Regions from separate parts of the Homo sapiens genome. Here region 2 is linked to region 1. A link is an interaction called in ENCODE POLR2A ChIA-PET data of the cell type or tissue named here. Cell type or tissue: CD4-positive, alpha-beta T cell. All regions are shown on one strand. Links, peaks and the distances in the headings refer to the core of each region. The heading gives the core; the rest is flanking DNA. Region 1 overlaps DGKZ (diacylglycerol kinase zeta). Region 2 overlaps CSTPP1 (centriolar satellite-associated tubulin polyglutamylase complex regulator 1).

Region 1 (10,768 bases), core at 533-5,532:
CGATGCCTCCAGGTACCTGAGGCCACCTGTGCCCCACAGCAGGTGATCTCCTGGGCCCTGGTCCTGGGGAGAGACTGGTGGGGGATGCATCCTAACCGCTGGCAGCCACAGAGGTCAAGGTCACAGCCCTGGGACAGTGCTGCCTGGGGCTGACAGAAGAAGCCCTGTGGTCCCCTGAAGGCTGGCATTAATTAGGCATGGTGGGTGATGCCCTGGACGCATGTTGGGCAGGAGGAAGGATGAAGGCAAAGATGAAGGGCTGGAGGAGTCAGGCCCAGGCCGCACGTCTAGCACCTTCTCCTTCCATACACTGCACTGATTTGCTACTGCCCTGCAGGTCTTGAGCAGCTTCAGGCCAGGTACAGGGGTGTTGGGGGAGAGATGGACAGGGTGGAGGTGCCTAGGGAAGCAGAGTTCTGCACAGCTCAGCTCTTGGTCTCTGCCTATTGGAGTTTCCAGCTGCCTCAGATGACAGGGAGGTCAGGGCAGTGCTCTTATGACCCCAAATAGTGCCCCACTCAAAGCAGACCACCTGGGCCGGAGGGAGCTGCAGGGGCAGGACAGCAGGCATGGGTGGAGAGCGCTGGGTCTCCCCCAAAATCACCAGTGTCACGGCTGACATTTACTGAGCCCCTATGTGTCAGGCACTGTGCTAAGCCCCTGACAAACACTTAGATCATTTCATAAACTGCAACCCCAAGGAATAGGTACTGCATCACACTGCATTCCTGATGAGGAAGTTGACGCAGAGGTGACCGCCTAGAGTCCACGGCAAGTCAGTGTGGAGTCAGTGCTGGAGTCCAAGTCTACCTAACGGCAAAGCCTGCGTCCCAGAAATGGGGTGGGTTGCAGGGTCCTTCCTCCTGGAACATGAGGCTGGGATGGGGTAGGAAAGGGAACCAGATAGGGAATAATAACGAACACCTGCTACGTGACAGGCCCTGGGCTAAGTACTTTATCATCTCGTGTAATCCTCACCACAGCCCTGTGAGGTAAGCAGGACCTGCAGCTCCATTCTAGAGATGGGGAAACTGAGGCTTCAAGAGGGCCAGTAACATGCCACAGTCCCACGGCCAGTCAGCGGCATTCGGGACCTGAACCCGGGTCTTCCCGACCTGGGGCCTGCTTTGTGTCAGGGGAAGAGGAGCCTGAAGGCCCAACTGCCCCCTGCCGTCAGGGCACCGGCCTGCCAGCCCTCCCCAGGGTGTCAGCTTTCCTGCCTGCCTGGTCAGGCCGCCCTGTGACAGCTGCCCAGCCTGGAGGAGATTAGTCACCCGGACACACCGCCTGATGCTACTGTCACCCAGAAAACAAAAGGCCACAGTCAGTGGGGGGAGGTGCCGCTGCACCCGTGGGCAGCGGTGAGGGCTGAGCCCAGCTTGCGGCCCCAGACCTGCACTGACAACAGGGGCCAGGACCCCCTCGAGAGACAAGGGCGGCTTACAGGAGCTCCTGTGGTGCCCGGCTCCACACACTGCCAGGCAGCCCAGGTCCACATCTGTCCAGGAGTCTCCTCGGCGGCCGATGATGCCGCCCCTCCCAGCAGAGTGGGGTGGGCAAGGCCGGCAGTGCTGTGTGACTGTGTGCAAGTTGGCCCCTCACGGGCCTCAGTTTCCCTGTGTGTCTGGGGAGGCTGTCAGAGTGGCTGAGCTGACAATTTGTCACAGGCTCTCCTGCTGGGCACCCATGCCTCCGTGCTCCCATGCCCCTCCCCGCAGGCCTGAGTTTCCTGTTCCTCTGGTCTCCATAGAAACCTCTGTCCCTGGTCAGCAAGAGCCTGACTCCTCACTTCCTATCTCTGCTGGGGCTTCTCCTGGGCCTTGTTGGAGCCCGCCCTGGGCCTAAGCCTCTCCCATAGCGCAGCTCTGCGTGACAGTGTCTTCTCACCTCGTGCTCTTGGTCACCTCCACCTCGCCACACAGTACGTGTAAAGGTCACCCTGAGGGCTTCAACACCAAGAGCACAGCAAAATGGCTGTCCCTCGGTCTCCGGGTGGGGAGCCTGTTACACCAATGGGGACAGGATGGGAAAGGACTCAGGGGACCCCATCAACCCTTGGCCGGCTCTGGGGCCTGACAAGGACAGGGCCTGGGAAAGGACAGAGGAAGTCAGGAGACAAGACCATTGGTGTCTGGCCGTGCACCCTTGCTGGACAGTGGCTGTGGCTGCAGGTGGCCGAGCTGCAGTGGCTGCTATCGGGGCAGGCAGGCCGGAGAGCTTCATCAGCTACAGCTGGAGCGGACAGGACACCCACCCTCCAGAGCCCAGGCCATCTCACGCCCTGTGCTAGTTTCAAGGGCGTTGGCATCCTGAATCTGCCACTGCCACCCTAGACTGATCCACTAACCTTTCTGAGCCTCAATTTTCTCATCTGCAAAATGGAGCTCACACCACCTGGTTCAGAAGATTGGCCTAAAGGAGGTCTGGATGCGATGACAGAGAGAGAGTGCCTGGTGATACCTGGCAGACAGCAGGGCCTGGCAGGGCCTACACCCACCATAGACACCAGAGCATGTGATTGTGCTACCTCCTGGGGTCTGTCTGCCCACAGTGAGGCCAGGAACCCAGAAAGGGAAGCAGGAGTGCCCAGGGTGGCCACCACCCACCGCATGAGGAACAGAGCCGGCCACAGGTGTCACCTGGGTATCTGCTCGTGCCATGAGGAATGCCCTCTGCACCCGGTACCAGGCCTGGCCCCCTGAGTTGCTCTCACAGGATACCCCATGGGACTGACCCAGAGCGCCCACTCCACACCCTGGGCAGGGCCTCGTCCGCCTTCTGCTCCGTGAAGGCTGGGCATGGTGCATGGCGACCCCACCTCCAGCAGCCCCAGAGCAAGGGCCTGCAGCTGCCTCCCCAGAACCCCCTCGGCTCTGCTCCCACAGACCTGGGTTGGAGGGAAGGAGGTGGGGAAGCTGGAAGGGAGGCCAGTCCCTCCCCAGTCAGCCTAGGGGCTGGGGAGGCAGAGTCCTCCTCCCTTCCCCAGGCTGAGACTCACCACAGGGATCCTGTCAAAAACAACAAACAAAATGTACCTCGGGGAGCAGGTGGGCCAGGCTGGATGGTAAGAAGGCGACCAGGCCAGTGAGTGTTTAGTCGGCAGGGTCTGCCCTGGCTCAGCAGGAGCTCGGGGGGACCCTTTTCCATCAGCTTCAGGAACCTGGCAGGGCAGGCTCCTTGCCTAGGGATGGTGGGGCCCGGGTCCGCCCGGATCCAACCCTCCCCGCACCCACCCAGCCAGATACAGAGGGAGGAAGCAGAAAGCAAGGAGGGGCTGGGGGCCCCTTTTGACCTGATCTGGAAGGCAGGGCGCAGGTGGGAGCTGGGGTCCCCAAGGCCGGGCTCTGGATCCAGCTCCGGGCTGGCGGCCTCTGCTGAGCAAGTCCTAGTTTGGAGAGCTAGCAGCCGTGGCTGCTCCTCTGCCCCCTCCCCCTTGTCACCCTCCTCCCTGCAGCCTGAGACAGCCGTTATGAAAATAACCCGATTGGTAACTGAACGCACTTCCTCTCCCAGCAGCGGCTCCAGGCCCTGCAGCAGGCGACGGGTGGGCGGACGGGCACACAGCGCACGAGCGTGCCTCCCAGCTCCTTTTCCCAAGGTTCCCAGAGCCAGGCTGGGTGACAACCCAGTGGCCTCCCTTCCACCTGGCACCCAGTACAGCCCAGCCCATGCCTCAGCTTGGGAACGAGGTCTAAGGAGGGAGAAGTGGGAGCCAGGCCCTTTTAGGGAGGGGGCCCCCCACTAATGCCCCCTATTTAGCCACCTAATGCCTTCTCACGCCCACTGGACAGGTTTTCTGAGGTCTGGGGAAGCTAATCACACCGGCTCCAGACAAAACAATCACAAAAATAAGTATCTGTGGAGTGTTTCACAACTTACAAAGTACTTTTCACCAGCATTACAAACGGGAGGCTGGTATTTCCCCTGTGCAGACAGCACTACTGTCCCACTGAATAGATGGGGCAACTCGAGGCTTGTGGAAGCCCGTGACTGCCCACAACTCCGATTTGGTTGAGCTGGGACTCCAGCTTCTGGGTCTTCTGGCTCTGCCAAGCTAAGGAACGCCCAGAAGACACCAGTCTGTGTTATATGTATCCTGACTGGAATGCCACCCCCCCAACTCCCAGTCCTGACATGGTACCCTAGGGTCTGGAGTGGCAGCTGTCCAACTGCCTGATCCCAAGACCTCTTTAAACTCTTTTTTTTTTTCTTTGAGATGGAGTCTTGCCCTGTCACCCAGGCTGGAGTGCAATGGCGTGATCTCAGCTCACTGCAACCTCCGCCTCCCGGGTTCAGATGATTCTCCTGGCCCAGCTTCCCGAGTAGCTGGGATTACAGGCACCTGCCACCATGCCCAGCTAATTTTTGTATTTTTAGTAGAGACGGGGTTTCACCATGTTGGCCAGGCTGGTCTCGAACTCCTGACCTCGTGATCCGCCCACCTCGGCCTCCCAAAGTGCTAGGATTACAGGCATGAGCCACCGCACCCAGCCTTTTTTTTTTTTTTTTTGATGAGGAAAGGGGCGAGGAGCTTCCACGCCCTCCCTGGGCACACCATCCTCCAGGAACCTCCATGTGTTCAGCAACTTGAAAGCTCCCAGACCCCTTTACACTCTCAAAATTGGTGAAGATCCCAAAAGAGTTTTGTTTTAGGGGGTGACAGCTATTAATATGTATCATATCAGATGTTAAAACTGAGAAATGTTTAAGATACTTACTAGCTTAAAACAATAAGCCCATTACGTTAATATAAACAACACTTTTATAAATAATTTTCTAAAAAAAAGTTAGCAAAAAGAGTGGCATCATTTTACATTTTTTGCAAATCTCTTTAACATCTGGCCTAATAGAAGGCAGCTGGATTCTCCTGTCTATCCCTGCATTCAATCTGTTGTGACATGTTGTTTTGGTTGAAGTATATGAAGAAAATTCTGCCTCACACAGACATGTAGTTACAAAAAGAAGGAATATCTTTAACAGCCTTTCCAGGTAATTATAGATTTTCTTTGCTACTACACCAAAATATGACAAATGACAGTTTCTCAAAGGTTAGTTGCAATGTGGAATCTAAAACCGTATCAGGCCGGGCACAGTGGTTCACGCCTGTAATCCCAGCATTTTGGGAGGCCGAGGTGGGCGGATCAACTGAGGTCAGGAGTTCGAGACCAGTCTGGCCAACATGGCAAAACCCCGTCTCTACTAACAATACAAAAAAAAAAAAAAAAAAATTAGCCGGGCATGATGGCAGGTGCCTGTAATCCCAGCTACTCGGGAGGCTGAGGCAGGAGAATCGCTTGAACCTGGGAAGCGGAGGCTGCAGTGAGCCGAGATCACGCCACTGCACTCCAGCCTTGGCCACAGAGCGAGACTCCATCTCAAAATAAATAAATAAATATAAATAAATATAAATATAAAACCACGTCAATGAACTTTCCACTGGACTACCTTGCATTTTGAATTTTGTAACATCAAGCACCAGTCATTGGAAAATACTGGTTTACTGAGTTATGCAGATCTTCCAAATGGTGACACATTTTATTTTATTTTATTTTTGAGATGGAGTCTGGCTCTTATCGCCCAGGCTGGAGTGCAATGGCGCAATCTCAGCTCACTGCAACCCCAGCCTCCCAGGCTCAAGTGACTCTCCTGTCTCAGCCTCCTGACTAGCTGGGATTACAGGCATGGGCCACCATGCCCAGCTAATTTTTTTTTGTATTTTTAGTAGAGACGGGGTTTCACCATGTTGGCCAGGCTGACCTCGAACTCCTGACCTCGTGATCCGCCCGCCTTGGCCTCCCAAAGTGCTGGGATTACAGGCATGATTCACAGCACCTGGCCTTATTTTATTATTTTTTTTTTGAGATACAGTCTTGCTCTGTCGCCCAGGCTGGAGTGCAGTGTTGCGATCTCAGTTCACTGCAACCTCCTCCCAGGCTCAAGTGATTCTCCTGCCTCAGCCTCCCGAGTTGCTGGGATTACAGGTGTGCACCACCATATCCAGCTAATTTTTGTATTTTTAGTAGAGATGGGGTTTCACCATGTTGGCCAGGCTGCTCTCAAACTCCTGACCTCAGGTGATCTGCCCGCCTCAGCCTCCCAAAGTGCTGGGATTACAGGTGTGAGCCTCCACACCTGGCCCACATGTTATTATACAATACCAAAAATCACACTAACTTCACTACTGATCTCATCAGAAAAATTTTAAGCCTGAGGAAGCCGTCAGGCTCTAGGAAGTGAATAAAAGGTTTCCAAAATTCTCATTTTTGCTCAAAAGCTCAAATTTTATCATTGGCAACAAATATTTTATTACTTATTTTTAAAAAATATATGTAGAGATGAGGTCTCACTATGTTGCCCAAGCTGGTCTTTAACCCGTGGGCTCAAGTGATCCTCCTGCCTTGGCCTCCCAAAGTGATAGGATTACAGATATGAGCCATGGTGGCCTGTGCCTGGCAACAAATAATGACACTGTTTTGGAAATGACAAGCTCATGTCATGCACTTTTGAGAAAATGTCTGCCAAATACCTACATCTGACTAGTTTGTCTATCAGGTGTCCAAGTACAAATGGTGTTCTTAAAAAAAAAAGCATCTAGTACAGCTTACAACTGCATCGAGTTAAGAGCTTTTCCTCATCACAGTTTGGTTTGCAGCAAAGGTGCCTTATATATATTTCATATTCCTTCATGTAAAATATCAGAAGATATAGGTACACAAGGGTCTAGACTTTATAAAATTAATGATCTTCACTACTTTTAAAGAAATGTATGTATGGAGTAAGGACTCTGATGTTGGGGCCCCTGCCTAGATTCGCGTTGAGGGGCTAGCAGTTTTACCCACCACTGCTTTTGTGCCATCAGCACAGCAAAAAAAAGGCAGGAACCAGGGTATCTCTGAAAATAGTTTTGACTTTATCAAATCCCTGAAATGGGTCAGGGCACCCCCAGGACCATACTTTTTAAGACCACTGATTCAGAGTGAATCTGCCTTCTCCACCCTGGCAGACGTGGCTCCTGCGGTGTGGCACTAAGCCTCCTGTACTGTGACACGAAGCCTTAGTTCTAACCAAGCCAGCCTATTCTCTGTGCCCCAATCTGGCTGTGCCTGACTTACTGCTGTGCCGCCGCACCTGGCACACCTTCTGCCCCGAATACTGGCCTCCCTCTCTACCTGATAAGCAGCTGCCTGCTCACAGCCAACGGAACACCCCTCCTACTCACAGCTCCGCACTGCCCATTTGGCTCCCCTGCCACTAGAGCCCTGGGAGGCCTGCTTCTTTCAGCCCACATGCCTGCTCCTCCACCAGACCGCGAGCTCCTGGGGGGCCGGGGCCAGGTCTAGCGCATCTGGGCATGCCCGGCATGGTGCCTGGCAGTGAGTCCAGCATTTACTGCTGATCAGTGCAGGAGGAAAGAACAGGGAATTCCACAGGGGAGGGGCCAGCACCTTAAGGGAGGAGAAAGGCTTCTTCCACCTTGTGTAACCACATGCAACGGCTGACCACAGGCTCCAGCTGGCTCAGGCCACTTCTCTTTGTTGGGTACAAGGGGATGGCAACAGCCTTGGTTTGGGTGGCCACCTTCCTCTCCTCTCTAGAGGACCCCAAGAGTGACACCTGGAGGCCCCTTTCTGGGCTGGATGCTATCGCCCGCTCCATGTTCTCCATGGCTTTCTCATGAAAACTAGATAGTCGGTTTGGTGACATGAAGTCACAAGGGGAGGGTGGTGGGCAAGGAAAGGGGAGGAGGGGCTGTCTCAGAGGCTTGGGGGCTAGGCGGGGATCCTAAGCTGGCCTGAGCTCCTTGGTGAAATACCCCCAGTCTCTTCTTTCACATCCGAGTCCCTGACTCAGCCCCTGCTAGGCCTCAAAGAGATGTTTGCGCAACAAATGACCAACCCATTCCTTTAGTGCCTCCCTCCAAGCCAGACTCCCGCTGCCATCAGAATTCATCCTAAAGCACCCAATCACCTTTTACTGACTCTACTGTCAGCTGAGCAAAATGCAAAGACCTGGGGCTGGCAGGCAACAGGCCTCCCAGCCTCCTCTCTGCTCTTTCATATTTTTAATGCTGTATTTGACACTTACATAACTCACTCCACCAGACACTACTCTAAGTGTTTTTACAAATATTAAGCTACGAATCCTCCTAAGAATAGTTGGTATTCTTATCCCCATGGCCCGTATCCTCATATTGCAGATGAGGAAACTGAGAGACAAAGCGGTTAAGTCATTTGCCTGAAGTCGTCCAGCTAACATGTGGCAGTGCTGGGGTTTGAACTCAGTAGTGTGTTCCATGGCACATACCCTCGACCCCTCAGGCTCCACCCTGGATGCTTCTGGCAAACAAAACACCGCGGGTCCCTTTTCCACGTGGCACCACGTGGCATCCGGTGGTCTCCCTACCTGGAATACCACTCCCCTCTCTACTCAGTGAATTCTCCCTCATGGTTTTCCTCTCAGACCCTGGGCAATCAGCACTAATGTGCAAATCTGCATCCCCGGACAGGCTGTGAGCCCCAGGGCCTCACATTGCTTCTAATGGCATCCCCAGAGTGTAGAAGTGCTGGGTGTGGTTTGAAGAGTGAGTGGAGGGAACAGCGCATGGTCTGGACTCAGCCTCATGGATCCCGCTGACAGCACAGGCTTCAGGTGGGCACAGAGCCCCAGGAGTGGGCCAGCTCCCGAGAACTTCCTGCTGCACTGGGTGGACAAGTCTGGTCTGGGCTGAGCTCTGGTGTCTCAGAGGCAACACTGAAACCGATCCCTGATGGGAATGCCAATATATCTCCCTTAGCCTCCCAAAGGGGCCCCTTTGTTATAAACCCCTCGCGGGCCCCCACTCTTCTCTGGTGACCGTCCCATCCTTGTCTTCTCCTGTGTCTGCAGAGGGCTCCCATTCCCCATCTGCTGGGAGAAGCATTTCCCCCTCACCCCTCATTCAATATTAACACCCTGGCCGGGCGGGTGGCTCATGCCTGTAATCCCAGCACTTTGGGAGGCTGAGGCGGGCAGATCACCTGAGGTCAGGAGCTCGAGACCAGCTTGACCAACATGGAGAAACTCCATCTCTACTAAAAATACAAAATTAGCCGGGTGTGGTGGCCCATGCCTGTAATCCCAGCTACTTGGGAGGCTGAGGCAGGTGAATCGCTTGAACCTCAGAGGCAGGGGTTGCGGTGAGCCGAGACCGCGCCATTGCGCTCCAACCTGGGCAACAAGAGCAAAACTCCATCTCAAAAAAAGAAAAAAAAAAAATTTAACACCTCCCCCCTCAACTTTCTGACCATGTTGCTCCCTCCCCCATCAGCCCCCAGGGCCCCACCCCACTCTCCAGGCTTCCACACTACTCACACAGGGGACAAAGGCCTTCACAGTAGGTTTAGCTTCAAAGGCCCAGAGGATCTGCCTCTGACCAGCTACATGACCTCAAGCTAAGCCTTTTAACCTGCCTCAGCCTCAGTTTCCTGATCTGATAAATAGGGCTAATGCCCACCCTCGTCTCTCTCAAGGGAGTGTTGCAGGCTTGAAGGAGAAAGTGTTTGTTCCTGGGAAACAATTCCCCAGTTTACTGAAAGTTTTAAGAAAGAAAATAGCCGGGCGCGGTGGCTCATGCCTGTAATCCCAGCACTTTGGGAGGCTGAGGCGGGCGGATCACGAGGTCGGGAGATCGAGACCATCCTGGCTAACATGGCGAAACCCCGTCTCTACTAAAAATACAAAAAATTAGCCGGGCGTGGTGGCGGGCGCCTGTAGTCCCAGCTACTTGGGAGGCTGAGGCAGGAGAATGGCCTGAACCCGGGAGGCAGAGCTGGCAGTGAGCCGAGATCGCACCACTGCACTCTAGCCTGGGCGAGAGTGAGACTCTGTCTCAAAAAAATAAAATAAAATAAAAAAATAAACACAGAGGCCTAAAAATTAGGACAACTACTTCGGAGCACAATTTGGCAACATCTGTCTAAGCTGAAAATACACAGACCCTGTGAGCAAGCACTGGTGGAGAGAACACAGAGGGATCGCTTGCAATAGCGAAAAACTGCACACCACCCAAGTGTCCGTCAACAGAGCCTGGGCAAATAAGCTGCTGTTACACAATGGAATCGGACGTGGAGGTTAAAATGGATCCGTGAGAATTCATGTTTAGGATGGTTAAATCTCCAAAACAATATTGAGGGAAAAACCTAAATGCAGAATATGCCTGGTATACCATTTAAACCAGAGTAAAATCATACGAAACAGCACTGTATGTTGCTAGGCATGAATACCTATGTAGGACAATTTTAAAAACAGGCACAAGAACATCACACACACCAAAATCAGAATTGTGGTTTCCTCCAGGGAGTAAGACACAGGGGCCTCCATCTCTATCTAAAGCAAATATGGCCTAATGCTAAGCTCCAACCAAGCTAGGCAGTAGGTGTCACCTTATTCTGCACACTTTTCTAACGCCAAGATATTTAATGTGTTTAGAAAGATTTCAAAATCATTTCTTAAAAAGACTCCAGAGGCTGGGCACAGTGGCTCAGGCCTGTAATCTCAGCAACTCAGGAGGCCAAGGTGGGAGGATCACTTAAGGCCAGGAGTTCGAGACCAACCTGGGCAACATAGCAGGACCTCGTCTCTACAAAAGAAAGAAAGAAAGAAAAAATGAGCCCGGTATGGGGGCCCCCACCTATAGTCCTAGCTACTCGGGAGGCTGAGGTGGAAGGATTGCTTGAGCCTAGGGGTTTGAAATTACAGTGAGCTATGATTGTGCCACTGCACTCCAGCC
Region 2 (10,768 bases), core at 60-5,059, 800 kb before region 1:
CACTCTCTCCAGGGCCTCCTGCTTCTCTCTTCTCTGAAAGCCAAAGGCCCCTGGCTCCTTGGCTCTGTGCTGCCGTGAGGTCCGGTGCAGCTTCGACCTCACCACCCTGTGGCACGCAGAGGAAAGAGCTGGCATTAGTTGGCCCTTTAACTCGCTGGCTGAGGGCGAGCGAGCAACCTCAGCAGTCCTGCCCCTTGTCACGGCAGTAGGCTTGACTGGGGATGGGTTTCAGTGGAGTTTAAGAAATATTTAACGCCGGGTACAGTGGCTCATGGCTGTCATCCCAGCACTTTGGGAGGCTGAGGCGGGTGGATCACTTGAGGCTAGGAGTTTGAAACCAGCCTGGCCAACATGGTGAGACCCCATTTCTACTAAAAATACAAAATTAGCGGGGTGGGGGCGGTGTGGTGCATGCCTGTAATCCTAGCTACTCAGGAGGCTGAAGCAGAAGTCACTTGAACCCGGGAGGCAGAGGTTGCAGTGAGACTAGATCGCGCCACTGCACCCCAGCTTGGGTGATAAAGTGAGACCCTGTCTCAAAAAAGAAAAAATTACATATATATACATACACACACATACTCTTAGACGTTAATGGGACCCTTTAAATTTAGGGAAGAAAAGGTGTGTGTTTGTGTGTAAATCCTTAGCTTGGCCACCCCTTTCTCTTGGGGGCTTCTGAAACATCTCTGTGCCACCTTAGGAGTCCTCACGGTAGTTACAGACCACTGGTCTGGGAAGTGGATGATTAGAAAGGATGGGCAGAGGGAGCCAGGGGGCTGTAAGCCAGGGATTTGCAGAGTGTAGGTTTGGGACTCATTCAGCTTTGGGATCATCTGGAATTTCTGGACTCCATCCCAAGTTGATAGAGTTAGACTCTCTGGAGCTTGGTAATTTGCATCGTCAGTAGGCTTTCCTGTGATTCTGAGGACACCAGGATTTGAGAACCATGTCTCTTATGGGCTGTGCATCATTGTGGGCCTACAGAGCTCATCACGCAGCCTGAGCTTTTTTTTTTTTTTTTTTTTAAGATGGTCTCATTCTGTCAGTCACTCAGACGGGAGTGCAGTGGCACGATCATGGCTCACTGCAGCCTCAACCTCCTGGGTTCAAGTGATCTACCTCGGGTCTCCCAAGTAGCTGGGACTACAGGTGCAAGCTACCATGCCTGGCTAAGGTTATTTTGTAGAGATAGGGTCCTACTATGTTTCCCAGGGTGGTCCTGAACTCCTGGGCTCAAGCAGTTGGCCCACCTTGGCCTCCCAAAGTGCTGGGATTACAGGCAATGAGCCACTGCATCCTGGAGCAGCTTCGGGGCTGGAATGCCTAGTCTTGGCCTCAGCTCTGCAGGGGTTTGGGAGGCAGTTCCTGTAATGATCCGTTCTGGGTAGGGATGAGCCCAAGGAAATGTGTATGCCTAGTAGTGGTGACATCCACCTTCAGAGGAGGCAGTCCTGTTCTGCTTGGGCTTCTGGGTGGGTTTTGCTTTCTGGGGGACCCCGCCCCTTCAGCCCTCAATCCAAAGAAGTTGAAGACACTCGTCCTTACCTGCCTCCAGTCTTGGCTGGGATGTGTCTGCCCCAGGCTGTGTCTGTCTGTCTTTCACAGCTGCATCCCACTGTTCTAACCCCAAGCAGGTGCTTGGCAAATGTTGACTGAAACCCTGGCTGGAAGGCTGTGCAGTATTAACCCTTTATGGCCACGGTCTTTAAAGTTATGGGAACCTGGCCTTGAACCCTCTGAACCTGTTTCCTGAAGGCCGTTCCAGCTGTGAGCACTTTTCCTCTGGAAGGTTGCTCTTGTGCGAAGCTAGGCCCCTCTGCTCGTTGTCTGAGGCAGGTCCCCAGGTCTGAGTGGGCCACTGGCCTACCTCCTAGTCCTACCAGAAAAGCACCGAAAACCCAAACTCCCCCTCTCCCTTCTCCCCTCAGCCTAGGAGCTTTAGACTCACCAGTTACCAGACATGAGGGACTTTTTATTCGTTTCACATGTTTGTTTAGCTATTAGACACAAAGGGGTCAAGACTTGAAGCAGTTTTTGCAAGTGAAATCATCTTCTGGCCCACCCTTCATATTACCAAGGCTACTGGCTGTTCTCCAACAGGCCACAGCGGTTATGTCCTCCTGGTACTTGCGTCGCAGGTGTCACCCTTGATGGTGCAAGGCCCTGCGTGGCTATTCGGGTTCTCCCCCTTAATGGAGTTGCTGTGAGGAGATGAACCTTATTGGGGGACCCGCAGAGGCTGGCTCAGAAGAGACTGCTCTTAAGAGGTTAGGAGGACTAACAGGCTACGGCGTGACAAGGTGGCCTCAGCACAGTCTGTCAGCTTGGGGCCTAAGTGAAGTTCACAGGCTGATAGGGCCAGGGAGAGCAGGCCATTCACCTTCCGGGGCCACTGGCTGGGCTGATCATCAGAGCCCCTCTGGCTGGTCTTGGGGCTGTTATTCACCTTGTCAGCAGCAGAGGGCAGCACAGCAAGGTGCTGGAGAGGAGGCTGGGTGGGCACACCAAGGGCTGGGTGGGAGCAGGTACAGGGCGCTGTGGGCAGGACCCTTTGGACTCCTCAAGTCTCCGACTCGTCTGTCTCTTCAGTGGAGCCATCACTCTCTCCATCCACTTTTCGGGAATGATGGAGAGGTCTCCAGGGAGAGCCAACCCGGGGAGGGGTCCGGGAAGGCAGGCAACTGGCCTCTGGACTGGCTGTGACCGAGTTGACCAGGCCTGGGACCTGGGCCAGCCTGAAGAAGGGAAGAAGCCTGGAGGGCAGCGAGAGGCCTCCTGTACAGAGAGCAGGGCCTCCATGCCCACTCTTAACACTAGGGTAAACCCCTGGGCTGCAGCCCCCAAAGGACTCAGAGGGAGGGACACCTCAGGCCTCCACTGGCCCCCAGACCCTTCCCTGGCAGATGTGGGATGTTACAGACAAGTGGTGTTGGCCCCAGATGGGGCACAGCCGTGTCCGACCCGTCTGGCCCCCACAAGGGGGCAGTATCCTCCCACTTGACACTTACAGCCGTTCCAGCTCTTCATCCATTGCTGGGTCGTGCATCAGATCCCCCTTGTCAGGCAAAGCTCCTAGGAGATCATTGGGGGCACAGTAGTTAATCTGAGGGCCCTTCAGCCAGGCAACAGATTCCTCCATGCCCCTCACCTTCACGGCTGCCTGTTCTGCTGACCCTGCGAGGGCCGATCTAAAGATCTGAGGACTGCTAGAGGGGCCAAGAACAGTCACGGAGCAGGAAGGTGCTCGCTGTTGCTTGATACATTTATTGAATCCCACTGCCTACTTTCCCTGCCTGGGGCAGACACCACAGCCAAGGAGTGTGGTGATCCCCTTCCAACACCAGGTGGTGGTTGTGACCTGGTGCTGGGAGTTGAGTTCCTTCTTGAGGCCTCAGGTACTGGGCTGAAAAGGATATGGTCCAGGCTAAGCCCAAAGGTCAGACATTACCTAATTTTGTGTCCCTAAATCAGGATGACCCCACTTTGGAGACAGATGGTTAAAAAAAAAATGCTGCCTCTGCTTCTCCAAGGAGGATCCCAGGGGCAAGAGGAGAAGGCTGGGTCAGGGCCAGAATTAACCCGGCACAGGCAGATTTCCCCTTTTTCCAAATCTTTTTCAGATGATGCCTCCTGGCCCCTCTTGCCCTAAGTTAGTGGTTTTCAAAGTACATCTCATAGAACCCTCTCATTTGTGGGGTGCCCTGGGGACTAAGGGAACAGGGCTGACCTCCGTGACGCGTCAACCAGTGTATCTCCGGATTTCTATTTCATACGCTGGAGATGCAGGTGAGGCCTGAGACCACATGCTTCTTTCTGTCTCCCATTCCATCCAACCACCCAATGTTAGTGTGCAGTAAAAGTGGTTGAATGAGAGTGACTTTTTTTTTTTTTTTTTTTTTGAGACAGAGTTTTGCTTTGTCACCCAGGCTGGAGTGCAGTGATCATGGCTCACTGCAGCCTCGACCTCCCATGCCCAAGCGATCTTCCCACCTCAGCCTCCTGCGTAGCTGAGACCAATGGTACATGCCACCACACCCAGCTAATTTTTGTTTTTTTTCTAAAGAGACGGGGTTCTCCCTATATTGCCCAGGCTGGTCATTAACTCCTGGGCTCAAGCAATCCTCTTGCTTTAGCCTCCCCAAATGCTGGGATTACAGGTGGAGCCACCATGTCTGGCTATTAGTGTTTATTTATTTGATGGAGTTTCGCTCTTGTTGTCCAGGCTGAAATGCAATGATGCGATCTTGGCTCACTGCAACCTCCGCCTCCCTGGTTCAAGTGATTCTTCTGTCTCAGCCTCCCCAGTAGCAGGAATTACAGGCATGTGCCACCACAACTGGCTAATTTTGTATTTTCAGTAGAGACGGGGTTTCTCCATGTTGGCCAGGCTGGTCTCGAACTCCTGACCTCAGGTGATCCGCCGCCTCGGCCTCCCAAAGTGTTGGGATTACAGGCGTGAGCCACCACACCCAGCCAGTGTCCTTTTTAAAGGCCCTTAGAAAAGGGGGATGAGGTTACTTCAGGCTGTGACCCAGTTGCTAATTGGCTTCTCCTTCCTAGTGGCTGCTACTGGTGGGAAGAAAGAGTGGTCATAACGAGGAGTATGAAAGAACACCAGGGCAGATCCCACCCGCCTCCCCCTTACTCTTGATTCCTGACTCTCGCCTGTTTTTGTTTTTTTTTTCTTTTTTGAGACTGTCTTGCTCTGTCGCACAGGCTGGCGTGCAATGGCGTGATCTCGGCTCACCGCAACCTCCGCCTTCTGGGCTCAACCGATTCTCATGCCTCAGCCTCCCGAGTAGCTGGGATTACAGGTGCGGGCCACTATACCCAGCTAATTTTTGTATTTTCAGTAGTGATGGGGTTTCACCATGTTGGTCAGGCTGGTCTTGAACTCCTGACCTTAGGTGATCCACCTGCCTCAGCCTCCCAAAGTGCTGGGATTACAGGCGTGAGGCACCACGCCTGGCCTGTCAATTGCCTCCTTTCTAGTCTTAGTCCAGTGGGTAACCTTGGCTACCAACTTCAGTTGAGGGCTCCCCAGACCTGTGCATGCCCCAAGCACTGACTCAGAATAACCAGGCTGTGGGTGGCATGCAGTTCAGCCTGCTGGGGTTTGTGCTTGTGTATCCCAGAGCATCCCTGGCTAACTGTATATTGTGTAAGATAAAAAATATAAAGCATCCAGCACAGTACTTAGCCTGCTGTGGTTGGCATTTAGTGAATGTTAACTTTCCTTCCCTTAATCCCATTCCCTCAACTGGCAAAAGGAAGGGGGATGCTGTGTGTCTTTTCCTTGAGACTCAGGCACCTGGGATCCCAAGCACAGCAGGAGGATCTCTCGAGACACAAAAAAGAACTCCTTGCTGGGCGTAGTGGCTCACAACTGTAATCCCAGTACTTTGGGAGAGCAAGGTGAGGGGATCCCTTGAGCCCAGGAGTTTGAAACCAGCCTGGGCAACATGGTGAAACCCAGTCTGTACAAAAAACACAAAAATTTTCCAGGATGGTGGCGCATGCCTGTAGTCCCAGCTACTAGGGAGGCTGAGGTGAGAGCATCACTTGAGCCCGGGAGGTCGAGGCTGCAGTGAGCTGAGATTGTACACAGCACTCCAGCCTGGGCAACAGAGCGAGACTCTGTCCCAAAATAAAACAAAAAACAAAAAACCTTAAACTGTAGTAGAATGGAGGCTTACTGGCTCTTCTCTTAGGAGAGCAGTGGCTGTGGGAGGAGGAACAGTGGGGTGGGTGGAGAAGGCTCAGTGAAAAAAAACAGCAGGCAGGAAAAACTGGGCCACTGCAGACTTCCCCTACTTTTGTTTTTCTCCCTTTCAGATTAATCAGATTTTTTTTTTCAGCTTGGAAAAAAGGTCTCCGCAGACACACCTGTGCCTTGTTTATAAATGGGATTCAGGTCTCTTTGATATATAATCTCTAGCGTCACTGAGTAAATAGTCCTGTGTCTGCCCGACCTGCAGGCTGCTCCCCAAAGCAGAGCTGGGGTTCTCTGAGGAGGGGCTGGGCGCTTCTGCTATGGGGAGGTGGTTTCATGTTGGGGCAGGGCTGCAGGCAGGGAGGGCTGTCCCCTACCATGGGAATGTGTAAGAGCCATGTTTTGTCGCCATATTCCTGCTCCCTGGGATTGAGTCCGGCCCTGGGAAGTCAAGGCAGAGATGGTGATGCCCCTTCCCCTCTGGAGCCGTGTTGCTAACAGAGGCCAGCTGCTCCCTGTGTTGTGCGGCAGGAGAGGCTGACGGCTGCTTAGCTCTGACTTACCGAGGGCTTGGTTGATTCCACGGTGCTTTGAGAGAGCCATGAGGAATCCATAGAAGGTCAGTCTCTGAACATTGCTGAGGGCCTCTTTGACAAGTGCTGGGGGTGGGCAGCTAAGAAGGAGAGATGCCACATTCAGAGCCTAGCCAGCCTCAGGGCCACCTCTGCATCCATACTTTCAGGTTCATGAGGATACCCACAGCCAAGCCAGGGACCTGCCTTGGGAGCCCCAAGGCCCTGGGGGATCAGGCCTTCACTATGGTCAGGAGGGGCTGGCATGTTCACTAACTGGTGCTTTCACCGGGGTGGGGAGTGGGGGTGGGAAATGGCTACGGGAAACCAAACCTGTTGCTCAGTCCCTAAGGGTACTTGTGCCACACAGGACAGCTTACCCCTCTCTTTGTGTAGAAAAGTTTTATACAAGGAGTACTCTTTCCTTCTCTCTAAAATGTTAAGGCCAGTCTGTCACCCAGTAAATTGGTCAACTACAGTGGTCTTGCCTGAGTGAAAGCAGTCCTTTTGAAGTGAGCTAATTGAGAGCCTTTCAGTCAACAACTGGTTTGGGGGCAAATGGCACTGTTACATTATGACCAGCAAGGGCCCTAGAATGCCTGGGCCGCGCAGAACATCCTGCGGAGCTCTGTTCCGCAGCCAGCAGTCCGACCCCCTGGGGCTGGGGGGCTGGGGGCTGCATGCCCGTTCCTCACCTGTACTTGTGCCGATCACACAGGTTTTCCAGACACTGGTAGAACAGCGACGCCTCCACGCCCTCCAGCGTGCCGGCCCCGCCCAAGGCAGGTCGTTGGCGGTGCTGCCCACTGGACGACGTCGGCACAATCACTGTGTTGGGGTTCTTGCCTGACAGCAGGTCCTCATAGATGGCAGCCACACTGTCCAGGAATTCTGGAACCGTGGGGGTGGGGGTGTGGGTGTGGACGGCTCAGGCAGGGAGGACATGTTTTGTCTGTTCACTATGTCTTCCCTTCTCTGTCAGCCCAGTTCCACACCAGCCTCAGTGCTCAGGGCATGGTGTCCTGAGAGCAGAAGTTCTCAACCTTGTTTGACAACACATTGATGAGAGATGACACTAATCTGTGTTTTTGCTCAAATGTCCCATCCTTGGCTCAGTTGTTCCTGGACCAGGTGAGACCTGCCATTGCACACTTTCATAGCACCATAGGCTTTTTTTTTTCTGGCACTTAGCCAGTGAGGAGCTTTCTGTGTCATTAATTGTCTAATCTGTCTCCTTGCTGGAATGCACAAAGGCGGGGTCATGCCTTGTTGGCCTCTCCTGCCTAGCACTGTGCTTGGCACATATTAAGGCCATAAATATTTTTTGGAGGAGTGAACATGAGTATGCTCCCACTGGTAAGCCCCATGGTGTGTGGCCACCTGCCTCTCTACCTCAAGAAAGCGTGTTGGAATACCAGCGAGGAACAGAGAAAGCCTGAAAGCTGCTGATGAGTCAGTCATTTGAAATGGTTTTCAAATTTCGTAGTTGAGCCATTGTTAGAACTGCTGACTTATGGCCCATCTCGTCTCTACACACACCGCTGGGCAGTGTCAGTAATGCTCCCAGCCCAATGTGGTGGCTGTCCCATCCCTCTGGGGGTGCTGTGAGAAGAGGGCTGGGGAGACAGTGAGGGAAAAATGTTCTCCCAGACATGGCTGCTCCTTCTCTAGGGCCCAAGAGCTTCAGAGAAATGGGAAATGACTGGTGCTGCTAAGAGCAGGTGGCGAGACCCCAGGCTCCAGCCCCTAACTGTACAGCCCTTGGGCTGCCATCAAGTAAACAGAATGTGGCGCCCAAATGAGGCCAGGGCTGGCTGGGGACACCAGTTGGCAGGAAGGCCACCTCTAGGATCTAAGGACAGCCTTCTATTTACTGGAAGAGCCTGTTTTAAGCAAGTTTGTTTATGAACACAGTCAGCAATTTGTAAACCCGGCACTCCATTTGATGTCTCTGTGCGTGAGCTGGTGTATATTTATATTTATTTGTCTATATTTATTCCATCTGATTCCAGAGAGACTTAAGGGTGCAGCTGTGTGAATTGGGGAGCAGAGTGGGAGTGTGACAAAGGACTGGTGTATGCTTTTTTAAAGCTGTGGGGTGGAGGAGAATGTGCACCCAAACGCACGATCAGTTGCCAAGGGAGAGACCCTTGAAGGCAGTAAAATAGCAGCGAGGTTGGGAACGCTGGCTTTGGAGTCAGCCTTCAGGTCTGGTCTCCACCACTTATGAGCTGCATGACTGGCTACTACTTCTGTGAGCTTGTCTCTGAAAGGACTCTCTCTCAAGGCTGTTGTCAAGATTAAAGTCAGTGCTGTGCCTGGGACATAGTAAGTTTTCAGTAAGCAGTGAATGCTGTGGATGCTATGGATGTTGTTATTGTCATTATCACTTAAACTGATTTGTTGCGTTGCTGACTGAAAACACTGCGGTGTTCAGTGTCTTCAGGAGGCTGAGGAAGTCGGCTCTGCAGACTGAATCTTGTGACCACCACTGAACACTAGACATCCTGTTAGCGACCCGCAGTGAAGCACACCCCCAAAGGAAGTGGGGAAGAGAAACGTGTGTGCCAGGCACACAGATGGGCAGGGCAGCAGGGCAGGACAGGGAGACAGGGTCCTGTGCGGAGCCAGATGGAGCCCCGGAACACTCACCTGAGTAGTAAAACTGGATCTGGAAGGCAAAGAGGAAATCTGAAAAAGACATCAAGCAGTCCATGGCATCGTCCATGAGCACAATCCTGAAGGGGAAAGAGAGAATCTGAGAGAGAGAATGGGGGAGAGGTTTAAGGAGGGGAGGGAGAGAGGGAGAGGGAGGAAGGGAAAAGTGCGGGGGAGAGGGAGAGAGAGAGCTGTTCCTGGGCCGCCAGTCTCCCCTGGGGCAGCAGGACATTTAGGAGAGGGCTCCCAAAAGCAAGCTCCTCCCAGTCACCTCACTGCTCCATCAATTGGACTCTGCCACCAAACTGAACTGACCACACTGTACCCAGAGCGGGCTCCCGGTTCAGTCTCAGTGGCACCAGCTAGCGGATGGAGCATGGGCAGGGGGTGGCGAGGAGAGGGTGCAACTGTAATGCAGCCAAGGTTTCTTTTCATATACTTAAGCAGTAAATCCTTTCATTCTGCCGTGAGGACCATTTAGTTCAGAATAAATACAGCTGATCAGAAAAGGCAAAAAGAACAGCTAAGGGGTTTAAAGGGTCTTGGCAAGTGGTACTGAGATTTAATAAGCTACCAAAGGGCCAGAACAGCGACAGACACCGCCACCCTGGGGCACAGATGGCAGACAAGGGGAGAGGGCAAAGAGCTATTGGGGAATCTGCACTTGTGAGGGTCAAAACCCACACTCATCTTGTGCTGCCGCCCTGCTCCTCCTTGCATCCATGTTCACAGGTTGCCCACCCAACGGTTTTCCTGTCTCTAGTCCCTCCCACTGAGGACCCACCTCACAGGAAGAAAACCGTCTGACTCATAAAGGGATCCGACCAAGGCTATGTTCATCCTCTGCTCAGCACCTCATCTGAGCCAGGACAAGAAGAGAAGGAAACGAGCGTTTGCTGGGCTCCATCACATGCCAGGCAGGCGCCAAGCTATCAGATGGGGTGGGGCGGGCCCCCAATCTGTTTCTGATCAGGTCCTTCTGGCTTTATCTTTCTTTTTTTCTTTTTTCAGTTGTTTTTGGCCAGGCGCGGTGGCTCATGCCTGTAATCCCAGCACTTTGGGAGGCCGAGATGGGTGAATCATTTGAGGTCAGGAGTTCGAGACCAGCCTGGCCAACATGGTGAAACCCCACTTCTACTAAAAATAGAAAAATTAGCTGGGCATGGTGGGCACCTGTAGTCCCAGCTACTCAGGAGGCTGAAGCAGGAGAAGCGCTTGAACCTGGGAGGCGGAGGTTGCAGTGAGCGGAGATCACACCACTGCACTCCAGCCCGTGAGACAGAGAGAGACCCTGTCAAAAAAAAAACAAAAAAAGTTTTCTTTTGCTCTCTCATATTTTTCTAAATCTCTCTCCACTTCCCTGAGTCAGAGGTTTCCCAGACTGGCAACTGGATCAGCCCCAGAGAAAGCCAGGATTGCTCACTGCTGGGGAAAGGGCTTCACAGAGACTACGATATTGTGGTGCCACTCCCTTTGCTGCGATCTTCCTGAAGAGAGACAGTGGTTCCTGCCTAGTCTTTATTGTAATACAGATAACAATAGAAGCAGGTGCCATTTCCTGAGTGCCCTACTGCGTGGCAGGCTATTGAGGTATTTAACTGCATTCGTTAAATTTTATCCCACAACAATCCTACAGGTGGGTCTTATTATTTCCATTCTACACGTGAAGAGTCTGAGGCTCAGAGGTCAGCCTGCCAAAGTCACACACACAGCTGGGGAGCTTGCTGGACTCCACAGGCCACACATCTTCCATGAGAGCACACTGCCTCTTTGAAAATAAAGCTGCAGAGCAAAAACACTAACATTTTACCTCCTAGTTTCTGTG

What was found. ChIA-PET counts read pairs that join two places held together with the same protein. Peaks named below come from ENCODE experiments on the same cell type or tissue, not always from the same donor. Only the 100,000 strongest peaks of a DNase experiment are listed, where the experiment ranks them.
Region 2: POLR2A ChIA-PET joins it to region 1 with 6 read pairs; 1 of 35 experiments calls an interaction of 5 or more read pairs at or near these places.

The regions. Positions count from the first base shown.
Region 1 is chr11:46,354,231-46,364,998 of GRCh38, reverse strand. The region is part of intron 1 of DGKZ (diacylglycerol kinase zeta); the gene reads right to left. Among named protein-coding and RNA genes, the nearest start is that of DGKZ, 12 kb to the right of the region's middle. RefSeq lists enhancers at 8,459-9,327, 10,650-10,768. In CD4-positive, alpha-beta T cell, for the core only: no CTCF peak of the experiment used is centred there; DNase peaks (open chromatin) are centred at 1,260, 1,768, 3,468 and 3,948; H3K4me3 peaks cover 1,470 bases; H3K27ac peaks cover 1,643 bases.
Region 2 is chr11:47,153,431-47,164,198 of GRCh38, reverse strand. It overlaps CSTPP1 (centriolar satellite-associated tubulin polyglutamylase complex regulator 1), which reads right to left. Exons shown (of 9, transcript NM_024113.5): 5 at 8,938-9,023; 6 at 6,981-7,176; 7 at 6,277-6,386; 8 at 3,009-3,072; 9 at 1,952-2,735. The coding sequence ends at 2,561. It overlaps LOC124902672 (a long non-coding RNA gene), which reads left to right and starts at 7,173. Exons shown (of 2, transcript XR_007062668.1): 1 at 7,173-7,416; 2 at 9,676-10,752. RefSeq lists silencers at 2,930-3,096, 2,847-3,141. In CD4-positive, alpha-beta T cell, for the core only: CTCF peaks have their summits at 2,460 (motif pointing right), 2,669 and 2,896; DNase peaks (open chromatin) are centred at 2,468 and 2,988.